Linked DNA regions of Homo sapiens: region 1 is linked to region 2. A link is an interaction called in ENCODE POLR2A ChIA-PET data of the cell type or tissue named here. Cell type or tissue: GM12878. All regions are shown on one strand. Links, peaks and the distances in the headings refer to the core of each region. The heading gives the core; the rest is flanking DNA. Region 1 overlaps ROR1 (receptor tyrosine kinase like orphan receptor 1). Region 2 has its middle 27 kb from the start of LINC01739.

Evidence for each region. ChIA-PET counts read pairs that join two places held together with the same protein. Peaks named below come from ENCODE experiments on the same cell type or tissue, not always from the same donor. Only the 100,000 strongest peaks of a DNase experiment are listed, where the experiment ranks them.
Region 1: POLR2A ChIA-PET joins it to region 2 with 7 read pairs; 2 of 35 experiments call an interaction of 5 or more read pairs at or near these places.

Annotation. Positions count from the first base shown.
Region 1 is chr1:64,012,383-64,028,553 of GRCh38, forward strand. All of the region lies in intron 2 of ROR1 (receptor tyrosine kinase like orphan receptor 1), which reads left to right. Among named protein-coding and RNA genes, the nearest start is that of ROR1-AS1, 92 kb to the right of the region's middle. In GM12878, for the core only: no CTCF peak of the experiment used is centred there; a DNase peak (open chromatin) is centred at 7,589; H3K27me3 peaks cover 123 bases.
Region 2 is chr1:62,977,632-62,993,802 of GRCh38, forward strand. No RefSeq gene overlaps it. Among named protein-coding and RNA genes, the nearest start is that of LINC01739, 27 kb to the right of the region's middle. RefSeq lists an enhancer at 232-1,582. In GM12878, for the core only: a CTCF peak has its summit at 12,071; no DNase peak of the experiment used is centred there.

The sequences.
Region 1 (16,171 bases), core at 3,237-11,236, 1.0 Mb after region 2:
AGTGGGGTTGAGGTTCTTCTCAGGTATTGCACAAGCCACAAACCAAGATGGTAACATAAAAACTTGGCCTGGAATTGATTAAACTAGGAGACACTGACAGCAGCAAACCTAAAACCAGCTCTTAAAAATGTCTCAACATCCTCATGCATGAAGGTTTTCCACCAAAGACAAAATTTTAAAAATGAAAACCACAAAACAACAATGGCAAACTCCTGCTGATGTTGAGCTTACTTTAAAAAATTATAATGCATACAAGGGAGGGGAAGAAAGCCACCATTAGTAAGGGTTAGCAGACAAAACACATGGAAAAGCTCATACCTTAGAAACTAAACACAGTGGACCAATTTGAGAGAGTATATATGTTTAAAACGTTTCATGGTGAAAAAGTAGAAACCATGGGGCAAATGCAAGATAATATGACAAAAAAGGCATATTTCAAAATAACTAAATCAAAATTATATAATTGAAGAATAGAGCTATGGAAATTAGAAGTTTATCAAATGGTCTTAAAGTGATACACTCAGGTCAAGAATAGTAGTGATCTGGGAGACAGATTTGAGATAATACGGTGGTTTAGAAAATGGACTTGAGCCAGGGTGACTGACTAGGTTTGAATCTTGACTCCACTATGCGTTTCCTGTGTGACTTTTAGCAAGCCTCTCAACCTATCTGCTTTGGTCTTCTCATTTGTAAGATGAGGTAAGAAAAGCACCTACTGCATAGGGCTGTTGTGAAAATTCACCTGGCCAGCAAATCTGATAAACTCATTGGAGAGTAAGAAGTGATAGCTGTTTTGGGTTAATATGGTTATTACTTTGGGCTTGATATTAAAATATCATGCGTACTTCAACAGTCTGGTAAGGCAGGCATATTTTAGGGTTGGGGTAGACATCTTAGATTCTGATAAATCATCCCTTTCTGGCCTTCCACACTTTAGTGTTCATTCATACAAGTGACATACTTCTTAGCTTGGCAACACAAGATTCTCCATGGTCTTACCCCTACTGACTCTTCTTATCTTACCTCCTGTCCCCATACTCAATATTCAATTTATTTCAATAATCTGCCTCCGATTCCCTAAACATACCATTCTCTTTCCAGCCTCTATACCTTTGTTCATGCAGCTTCCTCTGACTGGGTTTGTTCTTCACTTGGCTAACCCCTCTTTTACTTAAGCACACCTTGAACATTCCCTCCTTCCCCATTTCCCCGCAGTGCCCCTAATGGACATACTTCTGAATAACACAGGTGGTATTCCTTCCTTGTTGGAACCTCCTGGAGGAAGAGACAGATGATTAACAAATCCTTCCATCAACCCCTTTGACCATGACATCAACAGTGCTCCAAATTATGGGGTACCGTATTAGCCTATGTCTATCTTGATCAGAATCCTTACCTCGGTGTATTGAAATTATCTATTTCGTGCCTGCCTCTTTAAAGTCAGGGTTTGCCTTATCTATTGTCTAACACCATGCAGTAGGTAACATGCAGTAGGAAACATGGCATTAAATTATTTGGGTTCAAATCCCAGTTATGGTGTGTAAATGCCTACCAGGCGTGAGGCACCTGCTAAGCAGGTTGCACGCATCATTTGAATTCACACCACCCTTTGCAATAGAACAGATAGGCAACAGAGGCTCATTTGGGCTAAAGGATTTGATGGAGGGGAAGTGCCAGGATTCCCACCAAGGCCTCAGGGCCAGGTCCAAGGACCATGTCTGTTGTGACAACTGAGTGCATTCATATCCCCTCCTCCTGTGGGGCAAGTTCCCTCACGTGGAGAAGCAGTAAAATACAATCCATCTCTTGGTGGGCTTTAATGCCTTCCTCTTCACCCAGCTGCTGTGTTCCACCTGTCAGTCCCACAGCAGCTCCCCAGCCACACTCAGGTCCCAGTGTTCTGTTACATGAGTCCAGTCACTGGCATTAACCAGTTACCTGTCTATCCTTTCCAACAGGAAATGAAATTTAAAAGAGACAAGGCCACCCTGGAAGAGCCGCTGAAAGCTACTATTGATGGGTCAAGGGGGTAATTTCTGAAACAACTGCTTCAGAACCAAATACTGCCTAAAATAAATGGATCTACAGGGGCTCAACCTCAGCTTCCCCATAAGAGTGTTGGGGTGGGTGTGATAAGGGCCTATTTCCCCTTCTACCATACTCAGTCACAAGAGGTTTCAGAGGTTCTCTATAGAAAGCCAAATGTTTCTTTTGGAGAAGGGGCTGGAAATTGCTCCCATAGGCAGCAGAAATGGAGGGAACCTACTACTTAAAAAAAAAAAAATACTGAGGCCTGTTTCCAACTGCAAATAGTTCTCTGTGCTGACAGACTATATATATATATACACATACGCACACTATATATATATATATATATATATATATATATATACACATTTTGTCCTGGTTTGCCTTTTCAAATGGCTTTCTTTACCAGGTTGGAGCTTTAGCAGGGAAGTGTGCAGTGTGGGTCTTATAAACATGGGCTCTAAAGTTACTATGACTCTGAGCTTCCTTTTGCTCACCTGTGGATGGAGATATATGTATCTGTTACTGTATTAATCCATTTTCATGCTACAGATAAAGACATACCCGAGACTGGGAAGAAAAAGAGGTTTAATGGACTTACATTCCCACATGGCTGAGGAGGCCTCACAATCATAGGAGAAGGCAAGGAGGAACAAGTCAAGTCCTACATGGATGGTGGCAGGCAAAGAGAGAGCTTGTGCAGAGAAACTCCTGTTTTTAAAACCATCAGATCTCATGAAACTCATTCACTATCACGTGAACAACACAAGAAAGACCTGCCCCCATAGTTCAATCAGCTCCCACCAGGTTCCTCCCACGTCACATAGGAATTGTGGGAGACACAATTCAAGATGAGATTTGGGTTAAGACACTCAAACCATATCAATTACCTAAGGTGGTTTTCCTAGCCAACTAGCATGTCTATGGGATTCATGCCCATGTTGTGATAGGATAGCTGCTTGCTCGGTCACAACATACAGATACATCTTAGACTCAGCCCCCTGGCCTGCCTCTTCCCTCGAAGCTTCACCATCAAGGCCTATGACCAGGTTCTCTAGCTCAGGAGTGGTTTGCTCCCTCTTGTCCCCACTCTGTTACTTGATTTGTCCTTGGCACATGGTCTATTTAAATGGTATTGACTGGCCTATAGCTTAGAGCTTGATGCTTAGCTAGTCAGAATGGGGTGACTGAGTCGTTTTCTTGTGCTTTAATTGTATATATTTGGAGCTATGGGTTGAAGGTGGTATTGTAAGGATAGACTGGATCTTGCCTTGGCTCTTGGCACGTGGCAAGCTGATGAACAGTCTTCCTAGGACTGGGGTGTCTGAGAGCTTATCCATCCTTGTGTTCCAGCTTCAAAACTGGTAGCTGGTTGGGGTCGTAAGCAACATCTTTCTAATATTGATAGCACCATTTTCTTTAAAGGTTGTCACCTTGCCATTATCAACTACTAAAACACTTAGAGCCTCTCTAACCTCATATGGAAAATAGAGGAGTGATATGTACTTGAAAGGGCTGGTGTATGAATTAAATAAAATATAAATCTCATCACAGTCTCTAGCATATATAGGTGCTCACTACTGGTAGTTCTCTTGACCGCCCCCTCCCCACCAACTCCCTTCTGTTTCCCAAGGGGAGGGCAGCATGATTTGAGGAAACAGCACTTTAACAAGGAATCTAGGTTCTAGTTCCAGCTCAGCTCCATCACCAGGTCAATGACCTATTTAAGCTCTGGGCCTCAGGGTTTTCACCTGTTGAAAGGGAGGCATCAATCCTTGTTCTGGCTGCATTACCCATTTTGAGACTCCAATGCTGCGTGAACCAGTATAGTAGCCACTACCCACCTATGTCTATTGAGAATGTGAAATGTGGACAGTCCAAAGTGAGGGGTAGCATCAGTGTAAAACACACTGGATCTCAAGGCCTTAATATAGAAAAGAAAATATCTTACTAATAATTTTTACATTGATTACATGTTGAAATGATATTTTCATATATTGAATTAGTAAAATACATTAAAATTAATTTATAGTACCTGATCCCTTTTAATGTGGCTAGCAGACAGTTTAAAATTACACTTCTCACTTACATTTGTGGTTCACAGTTTATTTCTATTAGATAATGCTGCTCTCAGGAAACAATTGCTGGAACCTTAGGTAAATGTAACCTGTTTCCTCCTTGCAGCAAAAGGAAATGCTCTCATATCCATTCCAGCTTTAAAATTCTAGGAACTACTTTTTATAAAAAGAAATGTTTCTAAACACTGATTTTGTTTGTGTGTGTGTATATAATGCTTTATGTACCCTAGAACTTAAAATATAATTATATATATATATATAAAGATTTTATGTGTAAGGGATTATCATTACTGATTATAGTCTGATCATTATTATAACTAGATTACAAATTGACCACTAATATGATTAGAGACAAGCAATATCTGGAGTAATTTCTCATCTGTGGAGAAAAATATTGTGGGTTAAAAGGCGAAAAACACATAGGGATTATTATTTTTTTTTTCTTTTGAGACAAGATCTTATTCTGTCGCCCAGGCTGGAGTCCAGTGATGTGATCATGGCTCGTTGCAGCCTCCATCTCTCAGTCTCAAGCAATCCTCCCACTTCAGCCTCCAAGTCGCTGGGACCACAGGTGCACCATGTCCAGCTAATTTTTGTATTTAGAGACGGGGTCTCACCATGTTTCCCAGGCTTGTCTTGAACTTTTAGGCTCAAGCAATCTGCCCCCTCGGCCCCCCAAAGTGCTGGGATTACAAGCATGAGCCACCACACTCAGCCAGGAACACCTTCCTGATAGGAGAGCAGGGATTTGGATATATGCGGGGAGCTTCTTGCCTGCTGTATATCTCCTGTATCCCTTTGCTGGCAACCAGCTCTTATTCCCTTTGCTTACACCCAGTATAGAAGCATGCAACATGAAAATCAGTTCCCTTTGACCAAGCAGCTCTCTCTCTCTAAGACCGGTATTAATCCTTTTTGACAAGTCTATTCACTTTAGGGAAAGGCATTGGCAAGATGAGGGATATGGAATTCTATCCGGAAATAGAGGGAAAATGACCGTTTATGGTCCATCTTGATTCTTCAAAACCTGCTCAAAGGGGAGAGATTTGCCATCAGCCCCCCTGCCATCCAGCCATCAATGGAGCAGAAAGGGTCTTCCTCACCATGTAGGGGTCTTTCCAGCCGGTTATTCCAGCTCTTGGCACCCAAGCCCTCCCATCATTCCTCATCTCCCCATCTGTGCTGTTAGGGGGGCATTCAGCCTAGAGGAACGAGGCCCTGTGGGTGCTCTGCAGATGGCTGTGTGAGCAGCATAGAACCCCACCTCCATCCTCCCAGCAACCGCTGCCCCAGCCCAGGCAGGTGAGCAACCGAGCAAGCTTGGAAGTGTTTGTGCTCCTGTTTTTACCATTTAGAATGAGGAGAGAGCTTATCTACCTTATATCTTGAGTCTCAGATTCCTTACTCCCTTGGTACTATTTTCAGTAATTACTGGCTAAGACGAGGCACATTTCTGGACTCATAAATAATAAGGCAGTCACAGAGAAAGAGTGTCTGGCTTTTTCCCAGGCTGTTTTTTCCTTGCCTGTGTGTCTTTTAGTTTGGATTTAAGCCTATCTCCTCCTGTTGCACCCACTTCAAAAATGGCTTTACAGTTTGGCCTCAAGGTACTTCCAGAAACCTATGGACTAGGGTCCTGCTCACAGGGATCATGGAAGTCTTTCCTAGCCCTGGGCCCACAGCTTTGGTTAACCTTATCTAAAGACTTGCTGGGACTTTCGGACTTAAAAGGTCTGCTTGGCTAAAGGGAGGGGAAACGGAGATTATACAAAGTGCTTTACCATGGGGCTCCTCCCTCAGTTTCCTGCTTCTCCTTCTCCACCTTTGCTTGTTGTGCTCTAAAACACAACATCCTATTTCAAGCATCTGTGCAAACCTTACTATTTGCTCTGATGAGAACACCCTCCCCCAACCTTTTGTCATTGTTAAAGACCCAGCTCACACTTCACCACTTCCAAGAAGACTTCCCTGACTCCACCTTCTCCCACTGATGATCACACCTTGTTCCTCCCCATGCCAGGTGATGCTTGTTTGCATGTATGTTCTTCCTCTTCTTCTCCCCATTCTTCTTCTTTCCTCATGCAAGAAATTTTATTGAAGATCTTCGTCATTTCAAGCAAGGCCCTCATGTGTCTCCCATTCAAAGAGAGGTTGACCAGGAAAAGCAGTATGGAGAGGGCTTTGAGAGAGAAAAGAACAGCGTGTCAAGCTGTGAACTTCTTGAGATCAGAAGTCATGTCTTCTTTATGCATCCTTATCTCTCCAACATCTAGTGCAGTTGTTTGAATAAAGAGAGAAATGAATGAGTGGTGAAAATCAGAATACGGGAGCCGAAAGTTACTTTAGAGTAGCTGTCCTCAAGCTTTGGTGGGTGTTAGAGTCACTTGGAGAGACCCGGGTTCGTTGAATCAGGCTAGACCCTATTCCCCTCCATTGTTACCATCTTCCAGGTGACTCTGATGCCCACTAAAGTTTGAGGACCAGTGATAGAGCAGTAATTCTTAACCTCAGCTGTAATTGGTATCACCTGGGGAATTTTAAAAATTACTAATGCCTGGGTCTGTTCTCCTCCTCCCCTCATTCTTATTTTATTGGTCTGGTGTATAGCCTGTGATTTGAGAGGTTTAAAAGGTCTCCAGGTGATTCTAGTGTGCAACAAAGTTTGAGAATCACTGCTTTAGAGTTCTTCTAGGCTAACCTGCCTTGTAGTTTGACTCTTCATGATATTCTAACAAGTGATTAATACAAGTATAGGTGCTTGGCACTTTGTCAATTTCTGTCCTCAATTTTCTGAGGTAATGTAGACAAGACCTGGGCTTGGAGTGAGAAGTCCTTGGTTTATATTTAAGCTCTGTGGCTAACTCCAGATTCTTGAATATTAAGATCTGGATTTTTTCCCCCATCTGTAAAATGGGGAGAATACCAGCCTTCAAGTGTTGTTGTAAGTACAGAATGTAATGACATATGTGAGACGGCTAAGCACAAGCCCCAGAACTCATAAAATAAATACAGAAAAGGGTAGATTGATAGTGATATTGATATATTTTTAAAATATCTGAATGTGTTGGCATAACTCCATCACTTGTTCCTTATGGACATCGGGAGTAACACCTCCCTTTCTCATGAAATAATACCAATTATTAATAGCTACCATCTATCGAGGGCTTATGATATGCCAAGAACCATGTTAAGTGATTTACATGGATTGTCACATTTAATCCTCATAAAAATTCTGAGATACTGTGACAGATTTACAGATGAAAAACTGAGCCTTAGGGAAAAGTCGTATTTTGAATAGTGACATCCTGCCTGCAAAAGATGTGTCCATGTCCTAAACTCTGGAACCTGTGAATTTTTCTTTATTTGGAAAAGGGGTTTTGCACATGTAATTAAATTAAGGATCTTGAGATGAGATTATCCGTCATTATCCCCAGAAGCCTAAATGCCTACAAGTGTCCTTATAAGACAGAGACAGAGGGAGTTTTTAGATGGACCCACAGAGGAGGAAGCAATGTGAAAATGAAAGCAGAGATCACGTGATGCAGCCACAAGCTCAAGAATGCCAGGGCCCTCAGAAACTAAGAGACAAGGAATGAATTCCACTCCAGGGCCACCAGAAAGAGTGTGGCTCTGCTGGATTTTGTACTTCTAGCCTCCAGAAATGTGAAAGAATAAATTGCTGATGCTTTAAGCCACTAAGTTTGTGATAATTTGTTAAAGTAACATCAGGAAACTAAGAGAGATTTAAGCAACTTGCCCTACGTCACAAAGCAGTGAACCCAGAATTCAAACCCATGTTCTTAATCAATATATTATGTTGCCTTTAAGCTGAATTGAACTTTGTAATAAAATGTCTTAGGTTCATTTATTCAACAAATGTTTATTCAGTGCCTACCATGGACGAGGCCTGTACTGGCTGAAGATACAAAAATGAAAAAGGCAGAAACATTCTTCCCTTTGGATACTCTACAATTTAGTGGAAGAGAAAAACTTTAGACAAGGTTTTTCACATACACAGAAATACTGAAAATCATTTAATTCCAGCAATGATAGGTGCTGCAAAGGAGATGAATGAAAAAATAAGACTTATCCTGGAATATAGGATCAGATCCATCCTAGGTAGGCCCAGCTAATGGCTGAGGTAGAGGTCAGCTCTTCATTCCCTCTGGCCTGTTTACTGAGGGTTTGAGGGCTTACAGCTCCACTTTAGCCCTCCTGAGCTTGCAGAAGTTGGTCCACAAACAGATTATTTGGGGATAAAGACCCACAAAAGAAGAAAGGCAGTAAAGAATTCAGCAGACGGCGAGCTCTGCAACCCGTTGCAGACATTATTATGAGGCAGTGGAGTGTGTGAAAACTTCTTTTAGACAAACTTCGAAAATGTTGTGTTCCTGTACCAAGCAAGATTTCCTGTAGGGTCATGAGAAGCTCACTAATCATCTCTTTAGTTCCAAGCTATATTACTTCAGGGAAGTTTCTGTCAAGGCTTCATGCTTAAGTATCTCTTTGTCTGGGTTTATTCTGTCAAATGCTTATTTGCTTAAAAAAAAAAAATGCCCCAAGCCTTAGTTGATCTAGCAGCTTAGGAAGTTCAAATCCCCGCATACCTCAGAGGCCTCCTAGCCTCTGCCCTAATTGCTGCAAATAACTCATGATTTCATTATCTGTGGGCCCAAAGTCAGACCAGACGAACTCTGGCCGTTGGACTATGGTTGTATAGAATTAAAACTGACTTACAAGATTTTTCTATCCATGGTCTTTACTTGTCTTCTGAACTCAGAGACCTGAATTCTTCCCAAAGATCCTTCCTAGGACTCTAATTTCAACCCCAATGTCCTCAATAGTTACATTCACTTATACATTCAACAGGTATTTATGGAGTACCAGTCATGTGGCAGGCACTGTGCTGATACAGAGGTGAAAATACAAAATTCCTGTCTCATGAACCTCACTTTCTGGTGGAGTTAGCAAATCCCTGTGTGGGAAGTACTATTATACCTGACACTTCCTGAGCACCATTTAATGTGCCATAAAAACTCTGCAAGGTAGGTACTATTATGTTCATTTCACAGGCAGGAAAACAAGTTCAAGGTAAAGTGACGCAGCTAGTAAATGGCAGAGCCAGAATTCAAATCCAGGCTTTCCTGGCTACCAAGTCCATGTTCTCAGTGACTATTTATTTCTAAAATAATAATCTGTGTGTATAGGGAGGAAAGAAGGAACAGGCTTAGAAGGCTTTTTGCTGGTAGGATATCCTTTCTGGAAGGGGATATTCTTGATTACCCTTAGGTGGTTTTTCTTATTTGTCTTTTTTCTTTGATTTTCATACTTTCTTTAATAAATATCCTATACTCTTATAGTCAGATAAAAAATAAGTAGAAGACATAAAAATTGTAAAACTCATATATACCCCCAAAGAATTGAAAACAGGTATTCAAACAAATGCAGGTACGCACATATTCATAGCTGTATTACTCACAATAGCCAAAAGATGGAAGCAGCCTAAATGTCCATCAGTGGGATGACTGGTAAACAAAGAGTGGTACAGACATACAATGGAATATTATTTGGCCATAAAAAGGAATGAAGTTCTGATACATGCCATAACATGGATAAATCTCAAAAACACTATGCTGAGTGAAAGAAGCCAGACCTAAAAGGTCACGTGTATGATTTCATTCATGTGAAATATTCAGAAGAGGTAAATGCATAGAGGCAGAAGTTGAATTGGTTGCCAGGGGCTGGCTAGAGTGGGAGAAGGGAGCAATTGCTTTATAGGTACACACTTTCCTTTTGGGCTGCCAGATCTGTTTTCCAATTAGATAGAAATGGTGGTTGTACAACATTGTCAGTATATTAAATGCCACTAAATTGTTCACTTTAAAACAGTTAATTTTGTGTTAAGTGACTTTTGCCAAAATAAAACAAAAATAAGAAAACTCTAAATAAACAAAACAGTCACAATGAAGAGCTTTGGTCTTGCTATTCTTCTGTACTGCCAGGTCTCTGAGGGCTACAAAAATGAATTTAACATTGCAACGCTAACTGTTTTTACTTAGTGCTACAGCCCCATTTCCCCGTAAGAGCCCTGGCATGTCCACTAATAAGGTAACCCCAGGCCATTCACTAAACCTCTCTGGACTTCTTGTGTCCTCAGTTGTCACACAAGGGTAAAAATGTCTACACGAAGTCATTCCCAGATCCTAATATGATAATGTTGTGCTTCGTAAAATGTAAATTGACTTGAATATATGTCTCTTTATTTTTACATCAAGAAACAGTAGGTGATCTGAAATTATCTCTGCTTACCAAGCATCTGTGTTAAAAGAACTGTGAGCATAAGGGGTGAAATCTTGGTAAAGTGTCTATTTAGAGGCCATGCTTTCTGTTGATGTTGACATTGCTGTTTTTTGTTTGTGGGGGTTTTGTTTTTGTTTTTACTTTATAATAACATTTATTTATATAAAAAGGAATGTTTGGGCTGGGGCTAGGAGAAATGTTGAGGTAATGGAAAACTCTAATAATGCGATCATCTATTGAAGACACGAGCTCAGGGAAAGCCTTTCTACTGGTGACAGGCATTTTTCTGCTAAGGATTCCCAATAGGAATCAAATACTGCTGAAGATAGTAGAATCAGACTTTTGTGCTGGATCGCAGGTAAACCCTGGGTAGACCTTGAGATACTGCCCTTGCAGTGGTGCTGAGTAACAGAAGGATGCTAGCATCCTGCATCGAGTCAGAGGAGCTCACTGTAGCCCATCCCTCCAGTCCACCCAGACTAGCTAGACAGTGCCTTCTTAGCTCTCAGCAGCCCTCATCCTACTGAGAGAGGAATTTGGAGAAGACCTGGGGAAACCTTGAAAGACCACCTCAGAATCCAGCTAAACAGCTTGGGTCCTCTTTCCCAGGGCCAGTTGAGGCAGGAGACTAATAGCAGGAAGAGAGATGGCTCCCAGCTGTTCAGCTCTTTTAAGGTAAGGTGGGCCTGATGTGTCACCTGTACTGTTTATTGCCCTTATCCTTAAATAATTTTCTTCCTTTAAAAACAAAACAAAACAAAACAAAAAACTAGCTCTTGCAATATCTAAACATATTTATTTATTGTAGAAAATCTAGAAAGTAAAATGAAGCCAAAATTATGTTACTGCTAACAGATACTGTTTGTCTTTTTAATGCATATATTTTTACAGATATATTTACTGAAAAGGAATCATATTGAGCCATTCTCTTTTGTAAACAACATTTGTCCCTTAGAAACAAATTCGCAAGCATCTTTCTGTGTCATTAAATATTTTTAACATCATTTTTATTGGCCATATTAAATGTTGATATGGTTTGGCTCTGTGTCCCCACCCAAATCTTATCTTGAATTGTAATCCAAATTGTAATCCCCACGTGTCAAGGGAGGGACATGGTAGGAGGTGATTGGATCATGGGCGCGGTTTTCCCCATGCTGTTCTTGTGATAGTGAGTGAGTTCTCATGAGATGTGTTGGTTTAAAAGTGTGTGGCAGTTCCTCTCTCTCTTTCTCTCCTGTCACCTTGTAAAGAAAGTGCTTGCTTCTCCTTCACCTTCTGCCATGATTCTAAGTTTCCTGAGGTTTCCCCGGCCATGTGGAAATGTGAGTCAATTAAATCTCTTTTCTTTATAAATTATCCAGTCTCAGGTAATTCTTTATAGCAGTGTGAAAATGGACTAATACAAATGGGAGCTGGGCGCAGTGGCTCATGCCTGTAATCCCAGCACTTTGAGAGGCTGAGGCAAATGGATCACCTAAGGTCAGGATTTCGAGACCAACCTGGCCAACATGGTGAAACCCTGTCTGTACTAAAAATACAAAAATTAGTAGGGCATGGTGGCATGCACCTGTAATCCCAGCTACTTGGGAGGCTGAGGCAGGAGAATCACTGGAACCTGGGAGACGGAGGTTGCAGTGAGCCGAGATTGCACCACTGCACTCCAGCCTGGGAGACAGAGTGAGACTCCATCTCAAAAACAAAAAACAAAAAACAAAAAAAACAAAAACAAATGTGTTCCATTGTAGAGGTATTCAGTAATTTACTGAACCTATTATCACCTATTGTTGAAAAGTTAGAATTATTCTAGCTTTGTGTTATAAATAGTAGGGTGATGATAAATGCCTTAAAGGGCCCAGGACAGTACCTGGCCTCATGGAGGTACCTACTACACAGTGTTCTCTTAAATCTCTCTGCATATTTACATCCCTAGCAACAGTGCAGGAGAATGTCCTATTCTACTACTACTTACCTTCACTCAAACTAAGTATTGTCATTTTCTTGGTTGTTGTCAATTTTAAAAGCAAAAAAATGGTATGTCATTGTTATTTTAAATTCCATTTCTTTGATAACTAAGGTTGAATTTTTTATGTTTAGTAGCCAGTTTATCTCTAACATATTAATTTTTCTCATTCTACTATTAAGATACTGATCTTTTGTTTGAAATCTGCATTTTTTCTAGTTTAACTTTTAATTTTGTTTGCATGTATATTTTAACATGGAAAAATTTTATTTTTATGAAATTGAATCTATCAATCTTTGGTGTCATGCTTAGAAAAGCCTTCCATTCTCCAAGATGATCAAAACAGTCACTTATATTTTCTTTAAGGTGTTATAAGTAATCACTTCCTTTTCAGTCTGAATCAAATTGAGCAATATTTCCACCCCTAGGAAGGGCAGCAGATTAGTCTGGTGCCAGAGACAACTTTTCTCCACAACCTAGACTCAGGGAATCTCCAAGTTGAATGACCTCTAGAAGTCGTATAATGTGAGCTCCTGGCTGATAACGTGATTCCCGTCTTCCAGAAGCCTGATAAGTGGTGGTTCCTCGCTTCTGTACTACTGGTGGGAGTATAAACTAGTACAACCACTATGGAAAAAACAGCATGGAGATTCCTTAAAAAACTAAAAATAGAACTACCATTTGATCCAGCAATCCCATTACCCAGAGGAAAAGAAGTCATTATACAAAAAGGATACTTACACACACATATTTATAGCAGCACAATTTGCTGTTGCAAAAAATGTGGTATCAGTCCAAATGCCCATCAATCAATGAGTGTATAAAGAAATTGTGAGATATATATATATGTATATATACATACACATATACACACATATGTACATATATATATACACACATATACACATATATATATGATAGAATACTTCTCAGCCATAAAAAGGAATGAATTAATGACATTTGAAGCAACCTGGATGGAAATGGGGACTGTTATTCAAAGTGAAGTAACACAGGAATGGAAAACTAAACCTTGTATGTTCTCACTCATAAGTGGGAGCTAAGCTATGAGAATGCAAAGGCATAAGAATGATACAATGGACTCTGGAGACTTGGGGGAAAGGGTGGGAGGTGGGTGAGGGATAAAAGACTACTAATTGGGTTCAATGTTTACTGCTTAGGTGATGGGTGCACCAAAATATCTCAAATCACCACTAAAGCACTTACTCATGTAACCAAATACCACCTGTTCCCCCAAAAGGTATGGAAATAATTTTTTAAGTGGCGTTTCCTTCTAGCTCAACACTTTCTTAAGTGACATTACACAAGAATAACCTATTCTTCTTTTTGAGAAACTCTAAAATTAGGTAGGCCTTTCTTATGTTGAGCCAACTTGTCTTCATTCTCACTCTTCTGTGTTTTATTCCCTCTTCTGCTCAGAAAGTGGCTGGGGGCTGTTCTCTGGACTTTGCAGTAAGATTGGCCTGAGTTTCTAATCTTATACTCAGTAGCTGTATGGCTTTGGGTAAATTACTTGATCACTTTGAGCTATAGTTTTATCATCTATGAAATGGGGGTTCAAAAATTACTATTATTACACATTCTAACTTTGAGACAGACAAAGCTAAATGCTGGAGCAAGTGGGCATCAATGCTATTTTATTTAGCAGTTATGTGTGGTCATTTTAGACTTGATTATGACTCAAGTTTTCCTTTAGTTCTATGCTTCTAAACTGTGTATGCTGTATTCAAAGCAGTATCTTGTAGTATAATTTATGCTTAATAAAGAAAGCCAAAATATATCTGTACTAGTCCATTTTCACGCTGCTATAAAGAACTGCCCTGGGCTTGGTAATTTATAAAGAAAGGAGGTTTAATTGACTCACGGTTCCACATGGCTGCGGAGGCCTCAGAAAGTTTACAATCATGGCTGAAGGGGAAGCAGGCATGTCTTACATGGCGGCATGTGAGAGAGAGTGTGTGAACGGGAAACTGTCAAACACTTATAAAACCATCAGATCTCATGAGAACTCCTTCATTATCAGAAGAACAGCATGGGGAACCTCTCCCATGATCCAATCACCTGCCACTGGGTCCCTCCCTCAACACATGGGGATTATGGGGATTACAATTCCAGATGACATTTGGGTGGGGACCCCAACCATATCAATATCTCTAGATAAAATTGTAAATACTTTGAAAAGAAGCAAGAAGGATCAAAATCAGTGTCATAATATATTAATACCAACAATCTGTTATGAAACTTATTGTTACATAGATGTGTCCTCATTAGTTCCAGTGTTCCTTTGAACTTTGGATAAAATGACAAATAGCCTTTCAGACCTTGTCTGTTTTTAGGTAGAGGACCTGGTATATGGACACCTAAACCTCATGAGGTTGATTTGAGAATTACAGGAGATCATGCAGAGCTCTGATAGTGCATTTTCATTATGATGTTATTGCCCACAGAATCTCTTCTTTCTCTGACTAAAGTTTCCATTCATTTCATTATCCCCTTCCTAGCTTGTTTTCCAGATCCTTCCCTCATAAAAGGTGGGCTCCTGGAGTGAGCACAGAATACTTTGTGCTGCCACTTCATTTTGCACTTTTTTTCTGCTAATTCATTTTATGCTTTTATTTCTCAACCTAAATTATCTGCTGCTCCATAACATCAACTTATTAACTTATTGTTGACTTTTAATCAATGGCAATTAACTAAATCTCCTGTGAGTTTCTTGCGGTTTTTACCATTCACTTGCATCTCCCTTTTCTCATACTCATTGTTTAATTCTCATCTCTCATTGTATAATCGGTGTTTTGTGTCCCAGCACTCACTAGAAGCTATTCCTATTATATTTCAACATGTTAGATTTGTCATATTATTTGATGCTATCATTTTGCATGCTCATAACATCCCAACTTTGTGTATGATATTAATTTCGTTCTTTTTCTTTTTTTTTTTTTGAAAGAGTCTCACTCTGTTGCCAGGCTGGAATGCAGTGGCTTGGTCTCAGCTCACTGCAATCTCTGCCTCCCAGGTTCAAGTGATTCTCCTGCCTCAGCCTCCTGAGTATCTGGGATTACAGGCACCTGCCACCACATCCAGCTAATTTTTGTATTTTTAGTAGAGATAGGGTTTCACCATGTTGGCCAGGATAGTCTTGATCTCCTGACCTCATGATCTTCCTGCCTCGGCCTCCCAAAATGCTGGGATTACAGGTGTGAGCCACTGCGCCTGGCCTTAATTTAGTTCCTATCTAAGATGTTGATATGGCTGTTGGCAGGAAAACAATGTAGACAGAGCCTCTATCATGATTATACCTTGTCTTGTTGCCAGTGTGGAGAACTGCCTCTCTTCTCTTACAAATGCATGTAGTTTAGATTTTTTAAAAAAATTCTTTTCACTGATTTCAGCATCTTCCTGTTTCTCTGAACTTTAAGGTCAGCATTCCCATTTTGTCACATTAATTCACTCAACAAGCATTTGATGAGCTATGTGCCAGTTACTGTGGTAGGTGCATAAATAAGTAATATGCATCTGTCCTCAAGATGCTCACAGTCTAGTGGAAGAAACAGATCAAATGAATTGGGCACATAATAGGTTTGGGGAAGTTTGGGTAAGACTTTGTGGAGGTGACATTTGAGTTGGGTATTACAGGATGCATGGGCGTTTGCTAAATAGGAAGCAGATCAAGGACACATCTGGCCATGACCCACATCTCCTCTCTTTAGCCCACATGAATGCCAATATTGCATGCATATTTTCTCTCACAGTTGCTGCTGTTTTTCTGAAAGCAGTGTTTTCTCAT
Region 2 (16,171 bases), core at 5,091-13,090:
TTTGGCTCTAACCTGGAAGATCTTTGGCTCTAGCCTGGTTCCCATTCTCCTTTAATGCAAGGATGCAACCTGTTTTTCCTAGAGGGATTAAAGATACATAGAAGTGAATGTGAATGTTAAAAGTAATGGACCAGTGACAAATAAATTACAGAGAAGATAACAAATTAAGACATTAACAAAGATAGCTCTGGTTTAATTTCTCTGTAGACCCTGGGTCCTTCTAACCCTAGAGGCTGTGCATTTTCTCTCCTTTCTAGGAGGAGACAAGGCTTGGGCTTTGCATATGGAAATAAGAACAAATGACTTTTAATTCCTAATGAGAAAAGTATCAACGTGAGCAGTATTCCCTATGTGTGCCATAAGGGCTTATAATTGAAAGGTCTGCGGAAGAAAGGGTTCCAAGCGGAGGGAATTCCTTTTAATGAAGCTTGGATTTAGTCCCATTATTCTAATAAAGTGTAATCAATTGGTGCCGACAATCTGAAGGTCTAGTTCAACCTCTGATTAGATCTTGGTTGTTTTTAAGGCCACAGGCGTGAGGAAGGGAAACACAAGTTAATAGGCTTTTGGGTCAGTGATCCACACTTCCTGAAGCGAGCTGGAGTTCGAAGGAGGGCAATTTGGAAGCTGTCTTAGCATAAATCTAAAGCAAGGCTCTGGCTGTCCAGGGGGAACCAGGCCCTCAGCATTCCCCAAGACATGCTTCGAGCCGATTCTACTCTTAATCCAATTTACTCAGCCGAATAAGTCCCACTGCTTCAGCTTGCCAACAAATTAAAATCCAGCTTCATAAAAACACCTTGAATTTGGAAGGTATTGGCTGGCCCACTAGACTCGAAACTTCATTTATTCTGGCTAACTTCTCAATTATCTTCCCAGCAGTGGAGATGTGTAAAAGTGCAAAAATCAATAGGGTTCTATTCCCATTCTATTGGAAAGGGAAAAATTAATGAGATAGGACACTCTCTTAATCAGAAATAAATGTTTTAATTCAGATAATGACATAGTTTTCCCTCGCTGAAGGATGACAAATGCTGGGCTGCGCCCCCAGCAGAAGCAGTTTCAATTTTATTGTAAATATAAAAGGTATTGATCGGTCAGATGTACAAACCCCATTGCTTACAAAAGCCATTCAGGGGGACTGGGAAAACTATTAAGCACTGGGTCAGAAATCAATAAACAACACTGAAATGTAGCAGAGGTCGCCCTAGGCATTGTGGCATCTTTGAAAGCCAAGTGGCAGGAATAGTGACAGAAATGTCTCTTGTGGAACAATGTTGGGGATGAAGAGGGTCAGATGTTTAATCTCTTCTGTGGTTTGACAGGTCCTGGGAACAGAACTAATGTAGTCTTTCACTGCTGTCTTTGATTTAAATACATGCTGATTCATCCCCTTGCTGACAACTGTATTTATTGGCTTTGGGGTGCCTAAATGTATTGGCAGGGAAGAAATCAGGGCACATTTCCGAAGACAGGGCAGTTGTGTTTATGCAAATGGGCCACACCTTGAGTCCCCTTCTCTCTTTTCAGGAAAAAATAAATAGACACCAAAACTTCTTTTCATCACGCCAATAGTTGGGAATACAAGTCTACCACACTGAACCTCCTATTAGAGCAATTACAAGGAAGATGATAGAGCATGAAGTATTTTTTGTAACAGCTGACTAAATGTAATATTTCTCCTTTTGGGGTTTTAATTTTAATACTCACTTTAAATTCAAATGTAGTATGGGCTTCCTTTTCTCCAGTCCTTTATTAGGAGTTAGCATATTCAACAGTCTCTAGGCCACCCTCCTTTCATATGTGGTACTGGGGGGCAAAGAGTTTATAATCAATCATCATTTTTCCCAACCCATCCTCCATCCCCTAAGGTAGTTTTGAAACTAGATGATTAACCCAGATTAGAGACTTCCCTTACAGTTTGAATGGAATTGGGTTGAAGCTTTAAATAACATGAAGATAGTCATTGAACTAAAACACAGCTTTTATTGCTGAAAATGCCAGGCAAGAAATAGCCAGAGCTGAGAGAAATTACATAAGGGAAGAGATTCTATGCATGTAGGTGGAATCCAATTTTTCTAATAAGACATTGATTTGAAAGGTTTAAAGCTGAGTATTGAAACTTTTAACAACATCATTTCTGAAGCAGAGACAAAGCCTTCTCTCCCCTCCAAAACGCCAGGAGCTGCGCCTTGTGTTGCTGAAGACTGTTCCCCTCTTGACACAGGTATGATTATGAGATTGGTGAGGGTCAGGCTGCCCATCAGTAGGTGAAGTGTTCAGCTGCCGAGGATTTGAGTTTCATCTCACCTCAGATATTATGTCAGTTTCATGTCATTTTCATTCCTGAGAATGATTTGAGAGCGCTCCTTGTCCCCTGTTATTGCGGTCACTTGACCTCAGATGTAACTTCTGTCGAATACCATCATTTTAACAAAGAAGAGGAGTTGCACATCCCTAGCCAAAGCTGACCTTTCCAGCCTGCAGCTCCCCAGATGGCTCTGACGGCAGATTTTACTGCCCCCTCCATTCCCAACAAATGAATGTTAAGGCCTCAATGAATTGGTTCACATTGGAAGTTACAGTTTTTCATTGCCATGAGCATTTTTAAAATTTAATCCCCCTCCCGTCTTTGTATTTGGTCTGTAGTACTGGTATTTTTCTTTTTGCATTTGGATGTTCAAACATGGAAAACTACTTTCTGCTTAAAAACATTATTCTGACCCCCTCAAATGGCAATTCTACCTTTGTCACCTAGAACAGAGATGACACACCTTGATTTCCTGTCTGGAAGATGTGTTCCTTTTTCCCTCACAATCTGTTGCCTCCCTATTCTTGTCCCTTGTCCTTTTAGCACTTTAAAGTTATTCTTAAATTTACAACAGGAAGAAAAGTAATTGGGTCATCATGATTTTCAAAAGCCCTCAAACTAGAATACATGTCCTCATTTCTGGGCCTCTGGGCTAGTTCTAAGGAATTGATAGCCTCATAGTAAAAGGAAGTTTCTTTCTAACAGCTCATATCATAGAAGAAGCTACTGGCTTAAGAAAGTGTAGGGAGCTTATCCCAGGTTACATGGCAAGAGTGAGACACAGAACAGGGACCAGAACCTTTGCTTTCTGAGTTCTTTCCCTACTGTAGCCACACCCAACACCAGTGCCAAACTGTGCCTGAAGCTTAAAAGGCCTGCTCACTCTCACCATATTGCATTAGCATATTAAGTGTGCCTAGTACGGTGCCTGGCATCTAGAACAGGACTGGCAAACTTTGTATGTAAAGGGGCCAGATTGTAAATATTTTAGATATTGCTGGCCACATATGATCTCTGTCATACATTCTTGTGTGTGTATGTGTGTGGGTTCATAAAACCTTTAAATATGTAAAACCCATTCTTGGCTTCTGGGCTGTACAAAAACATGTTGTAGGTAAATTTGGCTCGTAGGCCACAGTTTTTTGACTGATACATGAATTGGAAGGTGCCTAATGTTTGTTAGTTGATTGTAAGACGAATGTGGGGGTTAACTGTTCATTTTAGGATCAGATAAAATGGTTTTAGTGAAAGTGCTTCCGACCCAAAGGCACTTGATAAATGTTAGTAATTATCACCTTCTGGGAGCTTAGTTCAATTGTAGAGTTAGAGCGTGGACCAATGAACCACTGTTTCCATGTTTGAAAAGCACACCCACCTGAGCCAATGTTACCTAAATCATAGTTTTCCATTTTCTTCATGAACCATATGGAATTACCACTGTTGGATCATTTTTCATGTACAAGTATGGCCAACTCCGTGGTTCAACCTAATATGGTCTTCCCACATCACCCAAACAAGTTAATACATGAATGTCAGGCTAAGAGATTTACTACTTTGTATTAGGGAATGTAAGCGATTGTCCTCTTATCCAGGGACACGGCACGAAGAAGCCAAGTTCATTCCCGATGTCATGGGGCCAGCTAAGATCGGGACCTGAGGGCCTTATCACTAGCTTGCCTTCTATACTACAAAAATAGAGTTTGGCAGCACCCTGGGGCACTCCACCACTCCCTCCCCACCCAGTTCAGGATGCCTTTCCAGCTCTGTCATCAATATGTAGCTTTGGTAGGTGTCTGTTGTGAGTTTGGATGCTGGGAGGTAGAGGCAGGAGTCTGGGAATGGAAATAAAATTGGTGACATGTGGGAAATCAGGTCAGATTATGGCCACAGCTCCTTTGCACATGGTAGGTCTATAGTTGATTTAATGATTTGACTTCTGGATTTCTACAACTTAAAGGAGGCCCCAGGCTGGTCCCAACAGCTAATTGAGGCCTGTTCTCATTCCCTGAGTCAGACTGTCCCAGTGGACTCCCCCTTATTTCATCGATGTCATTTCAAAGAACAAATCCTTATGGTTTTAGGAATCTTTCCTCTAAGACATTAGGAAAATTATCCAGACCCTGTCATTTGGCGAACTCTAAGATTCTATAAAGATCTTGCATTCAATTCATGTTTATTTGGTACTCATAAGGTGCTAGGTGCTCTTCAATCCAAATTAATGTTCTTCAACCCAAGTGAGCTTTAACATAAATTCTTCAATACAAGTGAACAAAACAAAGATTCTGGTCCTCTTGGGACTTACATTCCAGTGTCAAGAACAGACAATAAACAAATAAGCAGGAAAACCATCGGGTGGGCTAGATGATGATTAGCTCTCTAGAGATAAGCATGGAAAGAGGCAAGGAGTGAGAGTTACAACTGGCTTCCGTAATCAAGTGACAATTGGGCCAAACTCTGAAGGAGGAGCGGGGGCATCACGCAGGTATCTGCCCAGGGAACAGCACAGTGGTGGGGTGTGCGGTTGCCGGGGCTGTTCATGGAGCAGCCAGGAGACCCATGTGTTTACAGCAGAGTGAACCAGGGGGTCAGAAGTAGGAGTTGAGATAGGAGGGGTTGCAGAGGCCAGATTCTGGGGGGTCTCACCAGTGATTTTCTCAAAACAACGTTTCCTTTGTTCACTGCTGGGTCCCCAGTGCCTCGCCAGCTCCTTGGCACTTCAAGGAGACCCTCAATAAACCCCTTATCTAAAAACAGTGCATGCGCAGGCCACTAAAATGGGTGCGGAAAGGCTTGAATAACTCAGACACAATAGTGGAAGGTTACACCTTAAGATGGCACTTCTAATTTCAGTTTGTGTTTTCTATTTCAATGCAAAATTTATAGAAATACCAGAACAAATAGAACTAAGACTTATATCTCATAAGTTAATATATCCTGCTTTCTTTGGACAGATCTGTTATCTTTTTTATAATTACATTCTTTTTGGGTTTTCTCTTTGGGTTGGAGGGATTATCCTTTTGGTTCTGATGCCCTGCTCATATTTTGGGCAGGTTCCCTACCTGTTCTGCTTCCAGACTGGGTTCCGGACCAGCCTCCTCTGTAGTGTGAGTTACATTATAATTTGCAACACACAATTCGGCACCCGATTTCCAGCATCAGTGCCTTTGTCTAATGGAATCGTGGGCCTCCATGTCCTCTTTCCTTAGTGAGGTTATCAGCTCTTTCGGGGCCGGGCAATGTCTTACACTTCTTGCACATTCCAGGAACAAACTGATGTGGCTGCCATAAATACTGCCAACGGATTTTGATAAACTCATGTGTGTGTGTATGTATGTTAGGAAAAATAGTTTAGATATAATCCTCTCTGGAACCAAGAAAACAGAATATATTAACTTTCAAAATATCTTTCATTTCCTCAGTAGTCGCTATGCTCCATGTGTCTGATCTGTCTTGTCAGGTAGAGAGCCTTGTGGGAAATGCCATTTGCTCCTATGGGGAGGCAGTAGGTATGGTAGAAAGGGCATTGACTTTGGTTTCAGAAGCTTGGGTTGAATCCCAACTCCCTAATCATTTTTTTTTTTTTTTTTTTGAGACAGGGTCTTGCTCTGTCACACAGGCTGGAGTGCAGTGGCAAGATCTCGGCTCACTTCACTGCTGCCTTGACCTCTCAGTCTCAAGCGATCCTCCAACCTCACCCTCCCATGTAGCTGAGACTATAGGCTTATGTTACCATGCTTGACTAACTTTTGTAGCTTTTGTAGGATGGGGTCTCACTATAATACCCAGGCTGGTCCTGAACTCCTGGCCTCAAGTGATCCTCCTGCCTCAGTTTCCCAAAGTGCTGGGATTAAAGACATGAGCCACCACAACCGGCTCTTAGTTGTTCTGTCTTGGGTAAATATCTTAGCTTCCTTTAACCTCTGCTCTCTCATCTGTAGAATGGGGATGGTTATTACCTCTCAAGAATGTTGCAAGAAATGAAAAAATAATGTATGTAAGACAGTGCCTGGCACTTTGTATTTAAGAAATCATAGGTATTGCCAAAGGAATAATGACAAATGGAAACCATAGCAAAGTTTAAAAAATTAACTTAAATAATATTTTTGCTCCTTGACACTCTATCTTCCAGAGAAGATAAATTAGGAGTTAGTATTAACCATCTAGAAACTTCTTTTGTGGATTTCTGGAAGCCATTGGGAGGGGTGGGGTGAAGCATTTGAAACATAGGGATTAGCTTGGGTAAAATATAGTTTAAGAAAACTGGGTGCATTTGGATCACGACCAGTTCATTAAGACTGAAGGTTCACCATGAAAAGGACCAGGTCAGGGCCAAGGCAGCAGAAGTGGGCAGTGGCCACATGCTGAAGACCCTGGAGCTTCCTGCTAAGAAGACAGGATTTTATCCAGTAGGCAGTGGGGAGGCATTGAAGGAGTGTGTTGGTTACCTGCATTTATGACTTTCCCACCATCTTGTCTTTCTTGTGATTATATTGTACGACAATGAACTATTGGAAGTTATCACACTTTTATAGTAGGTCTAAGAACACACATATGATACTGACTTTTGTTAAAATGGGGAGTATTAGCCAGGTGTAGCGGCTCATGCCTGTAATCCCAGCACTTTGGGAGGCCGAGGCAGGCAGATCACTTGAGCTCAGGAGGTAGAGACCAGCCTGGCCAAGATGGCGGAACTCCATCTCTACTAAAAATACTAAAAATTACCCAGGCGTGGTGGCACTTGGGTAGGCTGAGGCAGGAGAATCGCTTGAATCCAGGAGGTGGAGGTTGCAGTGAGCCAAAATTATGCCACTGCACTCCAGCCTGGTTGACAGAGGAAGACTCTGTCTTTAAAAAATAAAAAGGGGGAGTATTTGTATAAAAGCAACAACATAATTTTAGTATTCATGTTCTTTGATGTAAAGTTATATCTTAAATGTCATAGAGTCATGAGATAGAATGCCAGAGATGAAAAGGAATTCAAGAAATACCCATTCTACAATACCTTGCCAGAAGGTAAGACTGAGGCCCAAGAAATTCACCTTGTCCAAGGTGATTATACCACCTGAAGACATGACAGAAGGCTTTGTAGTTGCTCTTTATCACACACTTGTTCTGTTCCAGTCATTGTGCTGGGCACTGCATCTACATTGCCTTTCACTCACAAGGAAAAGGATTTTTTCGCCCATTGTATAGATGAATAAACCGAGGTGCAGATACATCAAGAACACACAGCTTATTAAGTGGTGGTGATCAAATTCACTTTTATCTCCATCTAAAGCCTAAGTTCTTATCACCGTCCCACATGGCAACATATTAAATAGTGAGGAATGGGACGTAAAGTCAGTACTTCTCTCTTCCAGCCACATTTTCCACCTGTCAACCTTCCCCAAAGTTGAGTTCTAATTTAAGCCAGGCCAGCACTGTGTTGGTTACATCATGTTGACCCACAAAGAATTGCTTTTATTGTCTTCCCCTTTGGTGGGCTGTTGATGCTGCAAATTTCTACGAAGGAATAGACCTGTACAGAAGGCATCACTTCTGTGGGCATTTTATTGGAATGCTCTTTATTTCATCACAGAGTAGCCTCATTATGAGGAACCCTGGGTGAAATTCCTGTCTTTCTCAGTTCAGGATTAACTGGGCTTCTCCTAAGAACTCGGCCTGTGGGCATATTGTCTCTTGGATGCTGTAAATGCTGTGACTGATCAGGTTTCTCTTTTTGCACTGGTTGTTAGAGCTGTCTGATCCCAAATGTGAATCCCACCCATTGTGAACAGACAGAACTTTGTGGTATGCATTGCTGCGTTACAGTCTCACTCCTGGCTCAGTTTCAGGTTCCAAGTCCTACATCTTTTTTTCTCATCAATTTCTAATTTGTTCTTCCCTGATCTACTGTATATAATCTGACAAGGAACCTTGAATTGTTTTCAGAACAAGGTGAGGTATAAATAATTAAACAGAAATTTTAATTCCATGTTGAATCTCCAAACCATTTTGTAAAACCTGGTAATGGACTCAACCTGCACAATATTCCTATCGATCTTGACATAAGGAATAAGAAGCTAAGTTATAAACTCCTTACACAGAGCAGTCACCCTGGGAACACTGCAGGACCCAGGTGGGGACATCCAGGAGATGGAACGGTTCCCCACTGTCCCGTCCAAATGAACTAGGATGCCATATCCATCCTACCTAATTAAGGAGTTCTTGAAAACAGGGCCTTTTTCTTGATTTACAAACCCTCCTCATCATCATTTATAGTGCACTGATATGTGAAGGCAGGGAGGAGAGACACTTAAGGGAAGATGGGTATTTCCTTAGATGACATTGGTGAGGGCAAGTGTCACCTTCACACAAGCACCTCCGCTCAGATAGCTTGTTAAGAGTTAGGTGGCAGCGGATGGAACATGCTGTACTTATCGACAAAGCACTGATATTATCCATATTTGTACAGAAATTCAAGGACAGGACATAGATCAAGTGAGCCCAGTAGCATGTCTTTAACATTTGCTAAAAGATAAGCCTGCTGTTGGTTTTGATGCATAAGAAACTAGGGAAATCCAGTTTATTTGGGAAAAGGGTTTTTTGCAGATGTAATTAATTTCAGGATATAGAGATCAGATCATTCTGTATTATCTAGGTGGGCCCTAAATCCAATGACAATTGTTCCTAATAAGAGAAAAGTAGAGGAAGATTTGGGACACACAAAGGATTTCTGGCGATGAAGTCAGAAGCAGAGACTAGAGTTACGCAGGCACAAGCCGAGGGGCGCCTGCAGCCACCAGAAGGTGGAAGAGGCAAGGAATGGCTCCCTCTTAGAGCCATTAGAAGCAGCTATTGCTCCTAGATTTCAGACTTCTGGCCTCCAGAACTATGAGAGAATAAATTTCTGTTGTTTAAGCACTAGGTTTGCACCTTTTGTTAAGGCAGCCCAAGGAAACTAATACAGCCATCAATTCCCTCCAGTCCTCATGAAGCTCCCTTAGACTACAATCTTCAAACCTCCTTCTTCATCGAGTTCATTCCAGTGACTGCATCCATCCCCCTGAAGCTCTCACCCTCCAGCCTGGACTCCTAACTGTGCCCACACTCCAGATTCTCAGTACTGCTCCAGACAGGTGTCAACCCGAAACCCAGATCACCATCCCTCCCTTTTCCCCTCTGTTCCTGCTGTCTGGCAAGAGAAACAAATAACTATGAAGATTTGGCCCCCAAGAGTTCTTACTGTCAAGCTTCAACTTACTGCCCAGGATTAAGAATACTTCTCTTTCATGTGCTTCGGTCAGAAGCTTCCTGATTTAATCTTGCACAAGAAGACTGAGCCTACTGGGTGTAGGTTCTAGAACATTCCCTGTACCCCACATTAAGACATCTTTCTCAAAGGAGGAGATTTCTCTCAGTTGAAAACAACCGTTTACCTGACCCTGATGACCCATTTACCCCCTATTTTGTGTCTCTCCTTTCTTTGTGGGATTTCTCAGGCCAGCCATTTATGCCAACTACCTCCATTTTGTCCTTACTAACAGTTTCCGTAACCCACGACAGTCTCACTGTTTTCTTTACAAATAGGGCTCTTTCTCTCTCTCTCTCTGATTTGTTGCTGGAGAAAATTTGCTTTTTCTTATCCTTAAAAAAAAAGAAATTGCCGGGCGCGGTGGCTCACACCTGTAATCCCAGTACTCTGGGAGGCCGAGGCGGGCAGATCACAATGTCAGGAGGTCAAGACCATCCTGGTCAACATGGTGAAACCCCCTCTCTACTAAAATACAAAATATTAGCAGGCCGTGGTGGTGCACGCCTGTAGACCCAGCTACTCGAGGCAGGGGAATCTCTTGAACCCGGGAGGCGGAGGTTTCAGTGAGCCGAGATTGTGGCACTGCACTCCAGCCTGGTGACAGAGCAAGACTCTGTTTCAAAAAAAAGAAAAAAAAAAAATTGGCTGGGCATGGTGGCTCACGCCTGTACTTCCAAGTTTTGGGGAGGCCAAGCGGGGAGGACCGCTTGAGCCCAGGAGTTTGAGGCCAGCATGGGCAACAAAGTGAGACCCCCATCTCTAGAAAACTTAAAAAATTAGCTGGGTGTGATGGCGCATGTCTGTGGTCCCAGCTATGTGAAAGGCTGAGGAGGGAGGATCATCTTGAGCCCAGTAGTTCAAGGCTGCAGTGAGTTATGACTGCACCATTGCACTCCAGCCTGGGTGACACAGCGAGACCTTGTCTTAAAAAAAAAAAAAAAAAAAAAAAAAAAAAACCCAAAAAACAAAACAATGAATACATAAATGAATAATAAATAAAAATTTCAGCTACTGCCTTGATCTTCTTGTCTCTCTGACAATGACTCCTGGGATATTGCACAATTCCTAATCACCTTTCTTCTCTCCTGCCTCTCTGACTATTCCCTTTCTTTGCTGTCTCCTCCTCCTCCTCATGCCTCCAAGGGTGTCCTTATTGACAAAGCACTGATATTACCCATATTGGTACAGAAATTTAAGAACAGGACATAGATCAAATAGCCCAGTAGCATGCCTTTAACACTTGCTAAAAAGGTAAGCTTGCTGTTAGTTTTGATGCATATGAAACTGTCTGTCTCCTCTTCAATCTTAATACAACTCCTCAGAAAGCTCGCCATTTTAATGACTGCAATAGTCACAATATTAGTCCTTATTCCTAAACTTAGGTGTCCTGTTTCACACCCCAGTGCCAGTCCATGTCATTGCCAACTGGGTATTTTTTACAAAGATGTCTCACATCACCTCAAACTCAAGCTATCCCATATCAAACCAACTTCCCTATCTCGGTTTCCACCACCCAGACTTTTCTTCATCTTTTCCTTCATCATGAGTCTACTCAGATACCTAGTCTTGTCAGCTTTTCCAATAAAGTTTTGCTCATACACTCTCTCTCTTCACACTTTTGCCCGTTCCAGACCTTCATCACTACCCACTTTTCACTATGCAAGGCACTGTCCTTATTTAAACATGCCCCCATCTGCTCCCAGTAGACTGCAAGTTCCCCAAGCACATTCATTTTGGATCTCTGGTGCCTAACACAGATGTAAGCCCATTGAGACTCAGTAAATGTCTGCTGACTGCATGAAGAAATGAATACATAGATCACTGCCTGTATTAGTCTGTTCTCACACTGCTGATAAAAACGTACCCGAGACTGGGTGATTTATGGGAAAAAAAAAAAAAGAGGTTTAATAAATTCACAGTTCCACGTGGCTGGGGAGGCCTCACAAACATGGCGGAAGGTGAAAGGCACGTCTTATATAGCAGCAGACAAGAGACAGAAAAAGAGCCAAATGAAATGAGTTTCTCCTTATAAAACCATCAGATCTCATGAGACTTATTCACTACCAGGAGAACAGTATGGGGTAAATTGCCCCCATGATTCAATTTTCTACCATGGGGTTGCTCTCACAACACGTGGGAGTTATGGGAGCTACAATTCAAGATGAGATTTGGGTGGGGACAGAGCCAAACCATATCACTACTGGAGCCTCTCTTACCTGGTCCCTTCCTCCCTCCCTCAAATTGTCTTGTGATCCCTGCATAATATACTCTTATTCTTAAATCTTGCATTCTTTTAAGATCTTGAAGAGTAGTCGTCATTATTCTTATTTTATAGATTGAGGAAACTAGAAGCTCAGACAGGCTAAGCAACTCACTCAAGGTCCCAGAGCGAGAAAGTGGTAGAGTCTGGATGGAATTCCATGCTTTTTCATTTGGTATGTGCTGCCTCCTTTGGGGCAGTGGTGGAAAATTATGTTGGGTAGAAAATCCCAAATTATACAGGACTTTGAAAGCCAGGTGGAGCAGTCTGAACTTGACCCAGATAGGACTAGTCTTCAGTAACAGAGGGGCGACAGTACATACTTCTTAGCGTTGTTTGGAAAATCGAGGAAAAGCCCATATAATACAAAGCAGCCAAAATAAAGCCACCATTGTAGATTCTCAAAGATGGTAAAGTTATTACTTTTAATGTTTTGTTTGTGCACGTCTTTACTCCCAGCTAGATTAAAAGCTGCTTGAGGGTATGGGCCACAGGTGATATTTTTCTTTTCTTATTTTTATTTTTTTGAGATGGAGTCTCACTCTGTCGCCCAGGCTGGAGTGCAGTGGCGCAACCTCTGCTCACTGCTACTTTCATTTCCCAGGTTCAAGTGATTCTCCTGCCTCAGCCTCCTGAGTAGCTGGGATTACAGGGGCCCGCCATCACACTCTGCTAATTTTTTGTATTTTTAGTAGAGATGGGGTTTCTCCATGTTGGGCAGGCTGGTCTCGAACTCCTGACCTCAGGTGATCTGCACACCTTGGCCTCCCAAAGTGCTGAGATTACAGGCATGAGCCACCATGCCCGGCCCTTTCCTTTTCTTTTTAAAGATTTGTGTTATTTATAGTGGCTAAGAGTGTGACCCTTGGGTCTGGCAGGCACAGCTTGGGTGTCCTCTCTACCAACTCTGAAAATGCAGGCACAAGTCTGTCCACCTTGCTGTGCCTCAATTTCCTCGTTGGTAATTTGGGTTTAAGAATAGTGCCTACTTAATAGATTACTGTCAGGATTGAATGAAATAGTATATATAATGTGCTTGCCACATTACTTTACAAAATTACTTTCGTGCCTGCCACAAAGTAATTCTGAATAAACAGTAATTACTATTACTTTTGAATTAATAGTAATAGTGATAATAGTAATAAAAGTAATAGTAATAGTTATATAGTAGTTATACTAATTAATACTATAATACTTATAGTAGTTATACTAATATAATAGTTACTACTTTTATAATTGTTATATTTACTTTTATGATATTTTTGGCTTGAAGGGAAATTTCTTTTAGAAGTCAGGGTTAGAAATAGCTTCATTGCTCTTGATGGACTGCTGCTTCTCATAGCTATACAAACTAGGTTTCTCTGGCTGCCAGGTAGCTCAAAAGTAAACTTGAAATTTAATCATGGCAGCTGTTAGATACTAGTATTCAGAAAATATATCTGACTTCTCCTTTTTTGAGTTGTATTTCCTACTTCCATCTCTGTTTCTCTATTTCACTAGTATTGTAAGCTGCCTTTCAAAGCACTTCTCTTTCAGTCATTGCTTTTCACCCTCTTCTTGGTCATGGTCCCCTTGACTGAACCCTCTCTCTGAGAAATCTACATGTATGTCCTAACTCTCCCCACTACAATTTTGCATCTAATTTTAGGACACTCCTGGGCTTCCCAATGTCCTCTCCAAATAGAAGCCCCTGATTTAGGTGGTGACTGGATAAAATAAAAGAGAGAGGAGACAGGAGGAGGTGGGGCGGGAGTGGAGGGATTAGGAAGAAATATCACAAAACCTTAGCTTTGAAAGAAGCCTGTGAGTCATGCATGTGACTTCCCTCGGGGCTGGAATTCCCACTCTAAAACACCTGCTGCTAAGGGACTAATAGCTCTTCTTCCCCTTGCACCTGGGGGAGGCTCCTGCTCCCAGAACAGTCCACTGCAGAACTGGCAGCACTCCCTGGCAGAATGCTTCTCCTTCCTCTGCTGAATTGGCCACCTCATCCCCTACAGAATCATGCACACATCTGCAGGCACCTCTTCAGCTACCGGAAGACTGTTTTCATGGTTGCTAGATCCTTCTCTTCTCTAGAGCAAACAGCTGCAATGCTTTCAGTCCTTTCTTACATGGTAGGGTTTCACGGCTCCTGCCTGATTTGGTTGGTCTATACCTTCTGTGGGATCTGCTTTTCAAAGCTGCCCTTCTCGCGTGGGAGTGGAGCTCAGGAGCCATATTTACACCATGTCCCTCCACCCCCACCTCCCACCTGTGGCTGATGGAATCCAGGAGAACCCTAAACCTAGATAAGAGGCCAGTCATGCATTCTCCCCTGGACATTTGGAATTGGATTCAGGGTCACTACTTAGTTTCTGCTGGTCTTTTGCATGCAAAGATGTAACCCTGCTGTCTCCTCTATGCATTCAGAGGTGTCTGCATAGTGGAGAAAGCCAAGAATAAAGTAGGTTTAGAGGCAGAGAAGAGAGTGCAGGTGGCATTGGAGAGGGAAAGAGAAAAGAGAGTAATTGCTAGTTCTGGACAACTCTCCAGTTCCTGGTTCCATTCTTCTTTCAATCTTGGCTGCCCTTTTGGGTTCCATGAAATATCCCTGTGACCTTGTAATAAATGCCCCTTTTCGGTTTAAACCAGTTGAAGTGAGTTTCTGTTAAGTGCAAAGTCAGTCTCCTCCTCTCCTCTCCTTTGTCCCCCTCCCCAGCCCTCCCTTCCTCTCTTCTCATTTCTCCTCCCCATAATTCTTGGGTTCTCATGACTTTCATTTATTTCTATGCCTTTCCACCGTCCACATTTGCCTTGCTGCAGATCAAATCTCTCTAGCTATTTAATCCTGAAGCTCTGCTTCTCTTTTGAATAGGGAAGCCTGGTCTCTCATTCTAACCTCACAGTCTACAAGGCAAAAAACTCCTTTTCCTTTAAACCTCCTTCACTGGCCACTGAGATCAATCAGTCCTGACTTTCGTCCTTGTCTCTGGCTTCCGATTGTCCTCCAGGAGTTTCAAGATCCCTACATATTTTGTAATCCTCTCTCCAACCATGGCCTCAAGATCTGCCTGTTTCCTCTTAATCTCCACAGCTATATTGTTGCCCTTGTTTGTGATTACTGGGATGTTGTCCTCCCTAGTCTGTTGGCTAGCAGCTTCCTCCACCTACTGTCACTTTACAATGCTTCCAAAAAATGATACTTCCAAACAAGATGTTGCCCTATCCGCATAAACCTGATGAAGATGGCTGTATTCCATTACCCAGCTATGGTCACTTTAAGCTTCTCTGGGGGTGTTCATGTTCTGGTGCACCTATGATTAGAAAGAGTGGAATAGTCACTGTCCTGATCAACCACCTTTAATGCCTCCTTATTTTCCTCAGGATAAAGTTCAAGCTTCTTAGTCTGACAAAGTTTTTCCACATCCTGATTTCTACCAACATTTTTTAGGGACCCTCTTCTCAAGCCAGACCATCTACCCATTGTTTCCAAATTTCACTTTGGGCTTTCTCACCTCTGGGCTCTGCATTTACTGATTCATGAGGCACATGTTTGTTGTGGTACCAGGCACTGGGGATGAAACTGTGAAAAAGACAGTTGGCTATCAAACATGCTTTCACCCCATGCCAGTCTGGAATGTTTTCTTTATCTAGGCCATTCCTTTTTACTAAATTCTACCCAACCTTCAAATTCCCACTAACATTCATCTCTTCCACAATCACCTCTGCCTGAAATGACCTCTCTTAAACTCCTGTTTGCCTTTTCATTTGTACCCTAAAGTTACTTAGCACTTAATACCTGGATTTGAATCTGCACACTATGTCTCCTGGACTGGATTTCAGATCCTTGAAATGCAGTGTCTACTTCTGCTTCAGCTGCCCACGGGCCTTTGCACACAGCAGGATCTAAATAAATGCATGGGATTTATTGCTGCAGCTTAGAGTCAAATTTCCTTAAAACAACCACAAGTGAATGTGGATATGCATTTCCCTCTTGGTTGACTTGCCTGAGATTTGGTGTGTCCATTGGTTCAACATTCGTATGCTTAAAATCAACCATGTCCTCCATGCTTCAACATGGAAGAACCTTGAAAACATACTATATAAAATAAGCCAGTCACAAAAGGATAAATATTGTGTGATTCTGCTTATATGAAGTACCTAGAGTAGTCAGATTTATAGGGACAGAAAGTAGAATGGTGATCACCAGGGGTTGGGGAAGGGAGAATGGGGAGTTCATGTTTAATGGGCATAGAGTTTCAGTTGAGGAAGAGGAATGCGTTCTGGAGATGGATGGTGGTGATGGTTGTAGAACAATGTGAAT